Regions from separate parts of the Mus musculus genome. Here region 1 is linked to region 2. A link is a contact called in ENCODE Hi-C or POLR2A ChIA-PET data. All regions are on one chromosome and are shown on one strand. Each heading gives the region's core, a stretch centred on a gene start or an enhancer-like site at or near the end of the contact. The rest is flanking DNA. Distances are from core to core; before and after follow the strand shown. Region 1 holds the start of M6pr (mannose-6-phosphate receptor, cation dependent). Region 2 holds the start of Necap1 (NECAP endocytosis associated 1).

What was found. A loop is a pair of places that touch in the nucleus more often than their neighbours do. ChIA-PET counts read pairs that join two places held with the same protein, here RNA polymerase II (POLR2A).
Region 1: a map of T-helper 17 cell shows a loop between it and region 2 (4-fold over the local background). The contact joins the promoter of M6pr here to the promoter of Necap1 in region 2. A Hi-C loop is called at or near these places in 2 of 37 maps with a recorded cell type or tissue (both T-helper 17 cell). POLR2A ChIA-PET finds 5 or more read pairs at or near these places in 1 of 5 experiments (Patski).

The regions. Positions count from the first base shown.
Region 1 is chr6:122,305,144-122,311,686 of GRCm38, forward strand. It overlaps M6pr (mannose-6-phosphate receptor, cation dependent), which reads left to right and starts at 3,577. Exons shown (of 7, transcript NM_010749.7): 1 at 3,577-4,023.
Region 2 is chr6:122,870,022-122,876,634 of GRCm38, forward strand. Necap1 (NECAP endocytosis associated 1) reads left to right here and starts at 4,536. Exons shown (of 8, transcript NM_026267.3): 1 at 4,536-4,642. The coding sequence starts at 4,548.

The DNA of each region.
Region 1 (6,543 bases), core at 2,327-4,826, 570 kb before region 2:
TCTTGACTGGATCTGAGGACTTCCTACAGGAGGATATTGACGTCTGTACCGAAACCCCAGGCTGGGGAAAGAATAGGCCGCAGGGGAGAATCTGATGATATTGTTTTGCTAAATGGTAGCGCTGCCAAACTGCCTTCTAAATAGTTATGTTTCGATTCACAGATCTGAGCTGTTCCCAGCCTTAGTCAAAGAAGCTTCCTGTTGCAGGTAGTAGAGGTCAATGCAGAGACTCGTAACTATTCAAAATGCTAAGACCGAATAAGTGACTGAATGCCCGGTAACAAGTGGGACATCTTTGTCAAGCCCTGCCTCAAGGAACATTTCAGGAGATAGAAGTGGAAAGAAGGGGAGGAGCGTGGCTGTTTATAATGCATGCCTTTAATCCCAGTACTTGAGAGGCAGAGGCAGGAAATTATCTATGCGTTTGAGGCCAGCCGGATCTACAGAGTGAGTTCCAAGACGACAAAAGCTACATAGGGAAACCGTGGTTTTTGTTTGTTTTTGTTTTTGTTTTTGTTTTTGAGACAGGGTTTTTCTGTATAGCCCTGGCTGTCCTGGAACTCACTTTGTAGACCAGGCTGGCCTCAAACTCAGAAATCCACCTGCCTCTGCCTCCCGAGTGCTGGGATTAAAGGCGTACGCCACCATGCCCGGCCGGGAAACCGTGTCTTGAAAAGTAAAAACAAAACAAGCAACAACACAGAAATCAGGTTCAGCCAGATCCCAGCAGCTGCAGGGGCTCAGGTCTTCAGTGGCTCTTTCTGTCTCCCTTTCATTTCCGGAACCATGGCCTCTGCTCTGACTGTCTTCAAGGTGTTCAATGACATGAAAGTTCGCAAATCTTCAACACCAGAAGTGAAGAAACGCAAGAAGGCGGTGCTCTTTTGCCTGAGTGAGGACAAGAAGAACATCATCCTGGAGGAAGGCAAGGAGATCCTGGCAGGAGATGTGGGGCAGACTGTGGACAACCCCTAACCACTGTGGTCAAGACGCTGCCAGACACGAACTGCTGCTATGCACTCTATGATTCAAGCTATGAGACCAGAGGGAAAGGAGGGCAGCACAGAAGGAGGAGGGACAAATAACACCAAGGCTTTCTGATAAACCCTCATGTAATCTTATTATTTAATATTTACCTAAAATTATACACAATGCACACACACATTCACAAATAATATATATATATATATATATATATATATACATATATCACACTATGTATATGAAAGTTATGCCACTTGAGCTGAACACGCTTCCCACAAGAACCACAGACTAACAAAACCCCCAGTGGAAAGCATGCGATGTCTCTAAAATGGTTGGTCAGGGCAGTCCAAGTGACCCTTAAAGCAACATAGACAATGGCTACTGCCTTCGGTTGCCTCTCAGAGGTCAAAGGTAAGCTCCTCTTGCTGAAGACACAGCACATCTAGGATACAGGGCTCAGACTGTATGAGCTCGATCTAACCCGAAAGCCGCATTCCTGCAGTATAGCTTCCAAGGTACCAGAAAATACTCTACAAGGTGCCAGAGAAGGGGCAATTCATAGTCCTACCCAGCTGTGGTACCTATAAATCGCAATGGCCAGCATAGCAAGACATCCATAAAGGTACAGTAGATGTCCCTCATATGTTGGTGGTAACCAGCGGCTGTCTGGTTGGACTTAAGGCCCACTCAGCAGGAGGAAAATTATACCTGGTACTAGAAATCTAACTTCCCAGGGCTGGTAGGATCTTAGAAGAAAATGTACTACCAATTTGCAAGGTCAGCATAATTCCTAACTGCATTCGAAATCATATCCTTAGGCCCACAGATAAGTGTAATTTCACCATATATCAAATAAGCATTTGTTTACAGCAAATGGAGACCATTGTAGCTGGTCTTTGCGACTTTGTGGGTTCTTCTTTCCTCCACCCTTCTCTCCCTCTCTTCCACTCCTTCAACATCCTAATATAGATAGGAGGGAAAAAAAGGATAGAGGGGAGAGAGGAAAGGAATGAGATCTCTGAAATCTAATTTCCCTTCTTGTTTCTTCTTTGAGCACAACTACTAACAAACCGTAACCACCACCACCACCCCCAATGATCAACAACCACCCCTGCCTCTCTGCACATACCCTCTGAAAAGTTCTCAGAATTCCAAATACCACCACAGAAACTATCAAACATATTTGCCTTGTGCTCTAGCAGGGACTAGCAAAAACCACGTCCCCTGTCAGAGCACAAGGCAAATATCATAGCCAGCTGTTGTGGACAATCTGAAGCAGCCCCAAATCCCACACCTGGGATCAAAATGGAAATATGTTCTTAAAATTGTTTTCTGTGTTAAAGAAGCCAAAATTCCAAAATTCTCACTACAGACCATCACAGAAAACCATGACAGGACACGGTGCAGAGATCAGCAGGTGGTGAGGGGCCTAGCCACAGTGGCTACCTCTACATCACAGCTCCTGCATCTATGACTCAGGACACATAAAAAAAGAGGGGGGCTGGAAAAACCGTAAGAGCTGCAATACCAGGATGTCTGGTGTGAAACAGTCTCATAGAAATGGTGGCAAAAACAAGATCTAAACAATGGCGATATCAATATGCTAACAGAGAAGTGAGGCTATGCCATACAAAGTGATCATCCTTGAAATCATGTACATACAAACATAAACAGATTCAGCAGGTTGTAGTGTATCTATGCAAATATTTGTAACTATAACAATTAAAGAAGATGAGACCATCAGTCTGAGTGGGGGACATGGGGAGAGCTGGGTGAAGGGGCCTTCGAAAGAAATGGAAGAAGGAAAAAGTCAGAAGAAGGGGAAGTAATTATACTTTAATTAAAATGTATTAAAACTTTTAAGTTAACTTTTTTAAAAAGTATAGGACACTACGGTGTTAGCAGTTTAAGCACAGTTCTACCTCTGACATGAATCCCTATCTAAGCAGAGTGAGGGAGGTGCATGCAAAAGCACGTGAGAGTAAAAGGGGCATGAGCAGCTAAAGCCAAAAGAAACTTCAGAGGAAGAAATGAGTAACCTGGAGAGCGAATCCAGGAAGCCGCAATTGTTTCAAACCAAGCTCTAAGAACAACTAGGGCTTGAGAAGTGGATAATAAATCCAAGGAGTCTTCAAATGACCTTACCAAAGGCACAAAGACACGGGTCCCCCCAAACTGAAGTACAGGCTAGAGGGCCGGCACACATAGGGCAGGCGCCTTTGATATATGCCTTTGACAGTATGCTTATCTAGCAAGATGCCACAATAGGAAAATTCATTGCCCAGGTAACAGTAACAATAGTTATGTCCCGAAAGAATTAGAAAATTCTGAACAAAGAAAATCAAGACAGGCAGGACCTATAACATTCCACTGTCTGGGTAGCAGAGTCAACTGCAAACCAGAAGCGAGCCCAGCCGACTGATGGCTAAACAGCGCCTCACAGAGGCCACCAAGGTAGCAGAAGAGTCCTAGAAACTACAACTCCCAGAGAGCTTCGGGCGAGGGAACTACAACTCCCAGCAAGCCCAAGGAGCGACACTCTTTGTAGTTCCACAGATCGCCCTCACGTACTGTCTTCAGACCTATTGGGACACCTGGCGCATGACCCCGCGTGGATGAGGAGCGCCCGCCCAGAGTCCCTGGAGGCGGAGCTCGAACCTCATTGGTAGAAAGGCGACCCGAAAAGAAGAAACTGATCTTGACAATCTCCGAGTGATTGGAGTTGATGGGACCGGGGAACAGCGAACTAGGCTGCTGACCAATCAGCGTCCAAAAGAGAGACCAGGGAACCAAGGTTCTGCGGTCACACGCCGCGGAGTCTAGTGGGAGGAGCAGTTGCTCAGCAGGCTCTCGCTGCTTCCTGTTTCCGGCTTCTGGAGCGGGGCGCATTGAGGCGCCTAGGGAAGCGCTGGCTTCAGAGAGGAATCGAGGGACTGGGGTCTGCGCCCCCGCACCCCTGATCTCCGGACGCGTCTTCCAACCTCAGAGACACATTCTTGGGGGCTTCTGAGCCGCGGTTGCTCTGTTTTCCCGTGACACGTGAGTGTTGGGGGCGTGGAGGAAGCGGGCTGGGGTCCTCGCACACCTCTGTACTGAAGGAGGTGCGGACCAGGACTCTCGCTTGGCCGTGGTTCTGGCTGGAGATCCTGCTAGGGAGCCCTAGGGAGGACTTGAGGCAAAAGGCATGAGAACGGAGAACGCCAGACTTCTAGGAGTGAGGAAGAGGAGTTCCAAGATCAGAGAGGGATTTGAGATGTTTTGAAGGTTGGAAAAGGAAAGTGCTCATGTGTGAAGTGTTAACTGGATTCTTGTAGAGAGAATTTTGACCTGTATCGTGGGAGTAAAGTGGCGTCATGGCGTCATTTGGGGGTAAGGTATGACTTTGAGTAGATAGAAGGCGAGAATTTCCAGACTCCTGGAAGAAGTTCGAGGAAGGTCTGTTAGCATGGTGTGGAAAAGAGTGACAAGAGTGTCTTGTGTTTCTGTGGAGACTTTGAAGCACAGAACTACCTCCTTGGGGCACTTTAAACATTGGGCCTTTCTGCCAGTTGAGACTGATCTTAAACGTGTTGGCTGCAATGAACCAGGAGGAAGAAAATAAAGCCCTCCATTAGAAAATGGAAAACGGCCATGAGTGGAAAAATGCGTGCAGGGCTGAATGAGGTCAGCAGTTTCCCAACCCCTAACTTAGTCACTCGGCGTCCTATAGAGAATGTTTCAGCATTGCCACTAGATCTGTCTCTATAGAATAAGAAAGGGGAATTCTCAAGAGCCTAAGATCCTGTTTTACAGCGTCTGAGAGTTATAAGTGCTTGCACTCTGGGGATCTCTTTGGACCATGCTAAATAGGAACTGCCCAGCTTTCAGTTTTATCCTGCTCTCTATTTGGGCCTGTATTTATCAGAAGTTTGACCACAAATGCCTTCATGGCATTAAGTCATCCAGGTTGATTTAATATTTGTGTAGCCTAGGACAAGTAACTCAGTGAGCAACTCTAAGCGTCAGACCCCTCATCTTTTCTAGGCTGTGTAACTAACACAATGCAGGCATAGCATTTCAAACATACACCACACTGAATCAAGGAGAAGCAGCTCAAAATTAGACTCAAATCTTAAGCTGGGAGAAGTGTAAAGTTATTCTTCTACTAACTTTTTGAACGTTTAAGCAAATGACAAACAGTTCCACTCATCCAGTGCCTACCGTGGCTTGTTTTAATTTTTTCATCCTGTCCCAATTTTGTGAAATTCTTTGCCCTAATTTGGGAAGAGAAAGCAGCAACAGTTAACAAATGAGGAAATAACTTGGAGGCCAGAGTGCACAGCATTCATTCTGTGAGAGCATCCCTCCAGGATATGTCCTGGGGAGCAAGCGCCTCAGAGCCCAGAATGTTACTTTTTTTAAATTAAATCCTGAGAGAACTTGCAGAAAATGGCACCGAGTAGGTTAACAGAGGAGCTCTAGGTGAGGTGACCGGTTGAGCAATAGCTGAGCTCAGGGGAGGGGAGAGCTTAAACCTGGGCTCCTTGTTACAGTTAACTTCCAACTTCCTGGTCTGTTTTAAAAAGGAGAAAGGCAGCTCTGGGTTGGCTCCCTTCTGGATAGATGACTCTGGAGCCATCCATCTTACTCCATTAGCTGTGTCAGTGGCATTTGTTCTGTTTGTCCTGTAATTTTTACTTGTGAAACAGAGACCGTTAAGTTTAATACATGGTTTGGAGAGGATTGACTAGTTAATGTCTGGTAGCATTTCAGAGAGTGCCTGGCTGAAGGCTGTCCCTCTGCTGCACATGTTCTGTAATGTCCTATCTGAGATGAGTTAGGAGTGCCTTTGACCTCTTGGCTACGTGTGATTACTGGGTGGAAATAAATGCCTTGTAAATGTTTGTATTGGTGAGTTGATGTGGGGGGCGGGGGAGTATGGGTAAGTGTGTTACCCTCCCTGCATATGGGAAATGGAAACTCAGATGTACCTTTCAGGGAGAAAGGGAAATGAATTTAGAGCACAGGGTTAGAGCTTTCACTCTCTTGTGGAGAATGTCTGGAAGAGTTAACTGTCAAAAAAAGAGTAAAACCATTATAAAATAAACAATGTCAATGGCCTGAAGGGTTACTAATAGATACTAGTAGAAGCCTTGTGCAAGCATCAGTCACTATGGCCTAACTATGAAGGTAGCCAGCTTTTCAACATTGAAATAGAACATTGTCATCCACGAATATGTTGGGCTGCATTCACAGGTATCAGGGGATATATGTGTCCAATGGGCCATAGTTTGGATGGGCCTGTTAGAATAATACAAACAGAAAGTGAACTCAGAACTTTAGAGTGTAAAAAGACAGCCATCTTACTGAAAGTTTAGCTGGCCTTAAGATTTGTGACTTGAAGGGGCGAGGTAGATTTAGGAAGACTTCTGGTCACTCCTTTTGACCCAGTGAGTTTTCTTCTGTGATTGGGTGATTTTTTTTTTTTTTTCCCCAGAGAAATGGCACATAAGTAATTGAGGTGAGTTAAGGTACTATGGCTGCTTCACCCACATTCCACATGCTTCCAGTGAATGTGAA
Region 2 (6,613 bases), core at 3,286-5,785:
CCTCACATTTTTGTTATGGGGATTCTTTGAGGGTGAATCACAGCCTCAAGCCTCCTGGGTCTGAATCATCCTTTGCAGTCGCTGCAGCAGAGCAAGAGGACAGGTTTCCCTGAAATCGTCAGGAAACGGAATCCTAACTTCTCATTTTCAACTTTAAGCCAGTGTCCCCAACTGAGACCGAGTCTTCGGCTTTTTAATGACCTGATCTCGTTTTCTCCACATAGGCAAAGATGGGTTTGACTCAAAGGACTGGGACTCAAAGTCATTTTGAGCTCCTGGCTAAATACTTGTCAGGTCCCATGTGCTGCTCAGGATGTTGAGAATAGCAAACAAACAAATTACTCCTCAGATTTAGAGATTATCAACTGAGAGTTGCAGGCTGGGCTAGTTTAACCTGACTCAGTAACTACAGCACAATATTCGTGTGTAAGGAGTAAGAGTGGCTACACTTAGGTCAATGGGTGACACTCTCCACTGTTTAATTTACATTACATGGACCTATGCTAGGGCTGATGTCATGTTTCCTACATGTACTTGTTGAATTGTTCATTTGTTTAATTTTAGTGTGTGTGTGTGTGTGAGATGACCTGTGTGGGAAGGTCAAAGGACAGCTTTCAAGAGTTGCTTCTCTCTTTCTACCTTTTTGAGGCAGGGTCTCTCTTGTTTCGGCTGTGCTGTGAAGCACAGGGCTGGCTGTCATTGTCTGCAGCTGTCTACTGTGGGCTCTAAGGGTCGAACTTAGGTCATTGGACTTGCATGGCAGGTGAGGTATCCACTCATCCATCTTGCAGGTCCAGGTTTCTACTAAAAGTATTTTGAATTATACATCTAGTACATGTATACCGTAAAGATCCTGTGCAGACATGCTTAAAGAGGAGTTAAGTTTCGTTTTCATGGTCTCTTTTCAAATGCGTTTCCCAATTGGTTACAGACGCTGGCTGTGTGTCCCCTTCTAAGTTTTCTATGTGTAGCTAAGTCTACACATAGAATGTTGTGTTGGTTAATGTGACTGCCAACTTCAGAGGATCCGACAACACCTTGGAAAAAGACTCTACACTTTTTATACTTGAGAAATAACTTTTGGCTTATTTTACATGAAAAGTTTATGTACACGATTCTGTAACTAGCATCTTGTGTGCTGCCCAGATGGTATAGTGCCATGTGGTGAAAAATATTACTTCAAAAATTATGAGACAAGTCAGGTGTGGTGGCACATGCCTTTGATCCCAGCAATCAGGAAGCAGAGGCAGATGGATCTCTGAGAATCCTGTGTGAGGCCAGTTTATTAAAAATGGTTTATTTTTATCTTATGAGCTTTGGTGTTTTGCCTGCATGTGTGTCTGTGTGAGGGTGTTGGATCCCCTGGAATTGGGTTACAGACAGCTGTGAACTGCCATGTGGGTGGTGGGAATTGAACCTGGGTCTATCTGGAAAAGTAGCTCTTAACTGCTTAGCCATCTCTCCAGCCTCAAGAGTTAGGGATATTATACCCTAATAAATACCATTGATAATGTTGTTCTGGACAAAGGTGTAAGGCAGAATTTATAAACTTGTTAAAAATAACTTTTTATGTGTGGGTAAAGATGATTGAAAAAGTAAATAAATATGTGACTCATTTTCATGGTTACATTGCATTAAAAGTAATCACAGTTTGAAATGGGCAAGGTGACATCATTTCCAAGAAAAGTGTTTTCCTACAACGTGGCTAAATCACATACACGTGGGAAGTCACACAGAAGAGAGATTTTTTTTTTTCAGCAGCTAATCTGAACCTGTGAGCTATGTAAGCTACTTGTCCTCCAGTGGTGGGTAGAAGTGAATTCTAGTTAAGGCACCCTAACATCCCCCCATTCCCCAATCAGGCAGGTGTTCACTACATAGCCCAGGCCGGCCTTAAACTCATCAAGTTCTGCTGGCCTGGGCTTCCTGGGTGCTGGGATTAATGTCACAGTCAAGGCATTATTAATTATTTTGATTGAGATTTGAACAAATGCTAACCAGGTCGTAATGATAATATAATACAAATATATCTACAGTTCTTACGATATACTAGAAATTGTGCTGAAGACCAGTGATACGGGGGCAACTGGGAACTCCTTTAGGGTACCTCATAATATAAGAATTTAAGGGCTGACTCAGATGGAAGCACAGGACGGTATTATTGGTTTAAAAGAAAAACATCCGACCAGGGGAGCTGTAGAACCTCAGCTGATGCTCAAAGGGGAATAAAGGAGGAAAGAAGGGAAGAGCCAAGCCATGCCACATAACCTGGGTTTGGTTCTAAGCATCATCATCTGTAACTCCACCTTGAGGAAATCCAGTGCTTTCCTCTGGTCTCTGTGGTACCCATAGACAAGCACTCGTACATTAAAAAGAAACAAGCAAGCAAACAGAAGATGAGGAACAAATCCCAGAGACAGTGATATTTAAATTAGACTTCAAGATCTTACTAAGGAGTAAGTGAGAAACATATGTGGACATACATGTTCAGAAGTAGAACTAAATATGGAGGTGAGTGTGCTTGCACCTGTAATAGCACTTAGGAAGCAGAAACAGGAGAAGCCTGGCCAAGAGAATGGGATGCTGCCACAAACAAACCACCACCAGGAAAATTAGGATAATATGGCCATCTAAATCAGAGAGGACACTGTAAGACCATGGAAAATGGTGTGCTGCACGTGTAGAAGAGGCCAGTGTGTATTTCCTCATTATTTTGCTAATATCCCGTATTATGTTTGTTGGTTTTAAAATACTAAACAAACTACAAATTCTTGGAGTAAGCTGCAGGTGGTTATCGTATATCATACCTTACATGTGGCAAGAAGGAGTGTAAGATTAGGGAGAGTTAACTATGTGAAACCAGAAGTCTCTAGGATGACCAGATTTGGGGAGAAAAAAATACATAGCACTTGAAAGGTGAACCAGGGGCTGGGGCCTCAGTAAGGGATTGTCAGCACTGCTGATCCAGAAAGAGGAAACGAAAGAGTTCAATGCGGTATAGTAACATGACCGAGGCTTCCGTTGAGATCATAGGTTTAGAAATAGGAAACCAGTAAAAGACCATTTTTTCTGTCTGTTTTCTTTTTTATGTCTCCATCCACAGTGTATGTATTCTCTTTATAACATGTGTTGGAGAAGTATATGATAGAAAAAAAAGTTTTTGGTTGGGGATGTAGCTAAATTGATAGAATGCTTGCCTAGTTCTCACAAAACCCTGGATGTGATCCAAAACACTGAAAAAAAGAAAAGAAAAGAGTGTGGTGACACATGCCTGTAATTCCAGTACTATGGTGGCAGGAGGATTACAAGTTCAAAGTCATTCTTTAGTACATAATGAGATGAGGGCCAGCCTGGACTACATTGAAACTCTGTCTCCAAATAAACAGACATGAACAAACAAAAAGCTAGTGGAACTGTTAAAGGCTACACCCACTTAATATTTGGAGAGTTCTGCTAAATGTCCCTTCAAAGCAGCGTTGGATCAATTTATAGTCCTGGCAACCGTAGCCAGTCTCTACATCCTTACCAGCCAATTAAAGTCTAATTCTTTTTTTTTTTTTTTTTTAAAGATTTATTTATTGGTTATATGTAAGTACACTGTAGCTGTCTTCAAACACTCCAGAAGAGGGAGTCAGATCTCGTTATGGATGGTTGTGAGCCACCATGTGGTTGCTGGGATTTGAACTCCAGACCTTTGGAAGAGCAGTCAGGTGCTCTTACCCACTGAGCCATCTCACCAACCCTAAAGTCTAATTCTTGTTGAACTGGCTTTGCTAGGCAAAGCAGACCAATCAGAAGTAAAAGTCAACCAGTCGATAGAATGCAATGAAAGAGGCTGCTACTGGTGTTTTGGGGGGGACAAGATAAGATCAGACTTGGTTTTGCCACTTGAAGTCAGTGCCATCTAAAACATTTCTAAGTTACACTGTTGTAAGCTTACATTTATTTGCGAGTGCACAAAGAACATATTTGTGGATAGAGCTGTTTAGTACTCATCGTGATGTGTAGCCAGCTGGGCTACTCATGCTGAGGGATGCTAGATAGCATTTAGCACTGTAATCAGTCATTTTAATATGGAGAAGTCACCAACAAAACCTACAAAATTGCAAAAAAACAAAACAACCCCATGGTAGCACTTAATAGATTATGCATTGGACACTTGCTTATGAGAACAGAATGAGAAAGCAGAGATTCATTTTGTCCAACCTCTGTTTTGTTTTCGTATATTCAGTGACTTTTTTTTTTTTTTTTTCTGGTTACCGTTTGAAGGTAGGTAAAAGAGAACTGAATTCTTATTTTTAATTTTTCGCTGGGGAAAGAGCCCAACCCGAGGCCTTGGCAGGCAAGTGCTCTACCACTGAGCCTGTCTTTGCCGTTACTCAAGATGGCGAGCCAGGCGCATCAGCGTTTCCAGATTGTAACAGGTTTTGCGCCGCCTAGAGGTTAACCTCGAAGCTGTACCCGAGCGGAAGTGACGCGAAGGAAGCCGTCGGCGTCTCAGCCCGCCCCCACCCGTGCCCCGCCCCCGCGGCGCTAGCGGAGCCAAGATGGCGGCAGAGCTGGAATATGAGTCCGTGCTGTGTGTGAAGCCCGACGTCAGCGTCTACCGGATTCCGCCGCGGGCCTCCAACCGCGGTTACAGGTACCCAGGGGGATTTGCAGCCGGCGCCCGCCGGGGTGACGGTTGTGTCCTTGGGCAGCAGCCATCGGCTCGAGCCGCTGCCGCCGTAGTTAGCCTGCCACCCGGGCTGCCGGCGGCTCCGTCTACTTTTCTGTTTTGCTGGAACTCTGATTTTGTTTTCTTTTCTTCCTGCCGTCATGCGTCTTTCCACCTCTCCTCCCCATCCCTCCCCCTGAGACATCGTCTGCTCCTCGTCATCCGCAATCCATTCATGCCTGCTCCATCTGTTACTCTTGCTGCGACCTTTGGCTTGTAATCCTCCACGCGCGCGTCCGCACACGCACACGGCACGCTCCCCCCCCTCCCCCCGCGCTTCTGATCCCGCCTGACACTTGTCCGGAATGGTAGTTTTGCTGTCCACTGTTTAGATGATCTATTTTAATTGATACTGTTGTCATTCTCGCCAAGTGTCATCATCCTTTAGTTTTTTTTTTTTTTTGGGGGGGGGGGGCGCAGTAGGCACACGTTAAGATCTTGTATTCCAGTGATGAGCTATTGCGTGTTTTCATTTTGTTTGTGTGTGTGTACCCCTCCCCCCCACACATTGATTATGTAGGGATTTCTGCCTTCCTATCAATCCAGTCACCTCTCTTAGAGCTTTCCCAGAGTCAGTGCAGCATTTTTTTTTTTTTTTTTTTTTTTTTTCCTCTTGTAAGGCCTGACAACCTTGTAATCCAGTGATTGAGGTTTTGGGCTGTTGTAGGATGTTAAGGAGTTCAAAGAGAATTCGCTGGGATTTGTGTTGAAAACTCTTTAGGTCTGAGCCCTCGACACTAAATAGCTGTGTAATTTATGAGCCAATCAATGTTTTTCTTCCCCAGGCCTTAAGGGTTCTCATTTGTAAAACAGGAGAAGTAGCGTGAGAAGACTGTGCACGTCTTGTGTACCTCACAGGTTTTTATTTGTTTTAGAGGTATGTGTATGGGTGTTTTGTCTGTCTGTATGAGTGGGTATGCCTTGTGCTCACAGAGGTCAGAGTGATGTTGTGAGACATCAGATCTCCAGGAACTGGAGTCACTGATGTTGGTGAACCATCATCTGGGTGCTGGCAACTGAACCCCTGTCTTCTGCAGGAGCAACAAGTGTTCTTAACTACTGAGCCATTTCCCCAACCCCTTCACAGGTTTTTTTTTGAGAGTTAAATAAAAGAGTATAGGGTAACTAAATCGTTATAAAAATACAGTACTAGTAGTATCCCTTTTCTGACCTACATACCTTCATGGTTTTTCTCTTGCTGGAAAGTTACCTTCTCCACATCTCCATTTTGCTTCCTAACCAGAGGGTCATTCATCATTGATGAGTTGTTTTGTACAGACCTGTGCAGTGGGCCCTACGAGTTGTATATCTTTTGGTAAAGGAGTTGCCACTCAGATCTCACATTGACCATGACTGAAACTCAGCATGATGGTAGTCACAGGTACCACGTTATGATTTAGCTTACACATTGCTCTACCTGAGTCTTTGGTTCAGGCCAGCTCTCTGCGGACTTCCATAGCACTTTATGTTCATCTCTATCTCTGCTTTACTGTCCAGTCTTCTGAGCTCCAGGGTGGAATGAATAGCCTGAAGTCTTGTTAAACTGTATCTGTGGGGACTGGAAGGACCAGCATAGTGTCTTGCACCTAGTAGGCACTCAGCAAATGCTCACTGGAAAAAGAAATTGGAGCCCATCTCAGGTAAAGTGCTTACTGTGAGGGCTGAAAAACCAGCATCTGATCTCCCAAATCCATGTGACTTTACACATTGTCTTCTGCCTGCCACATATGTGTTAGGGCATGGCTCACACACATATACATACATGGATAATACATTTAAAAAGAAGATATTGGATTATCCAACTAACCCAATCACATAAGCTAGCAATGGCTGAACTGCTAAGTAAAGGAGTCTCTCTAGGGGCTAAGGTACATTGAAGTCTTCTGTTTTTCTTTG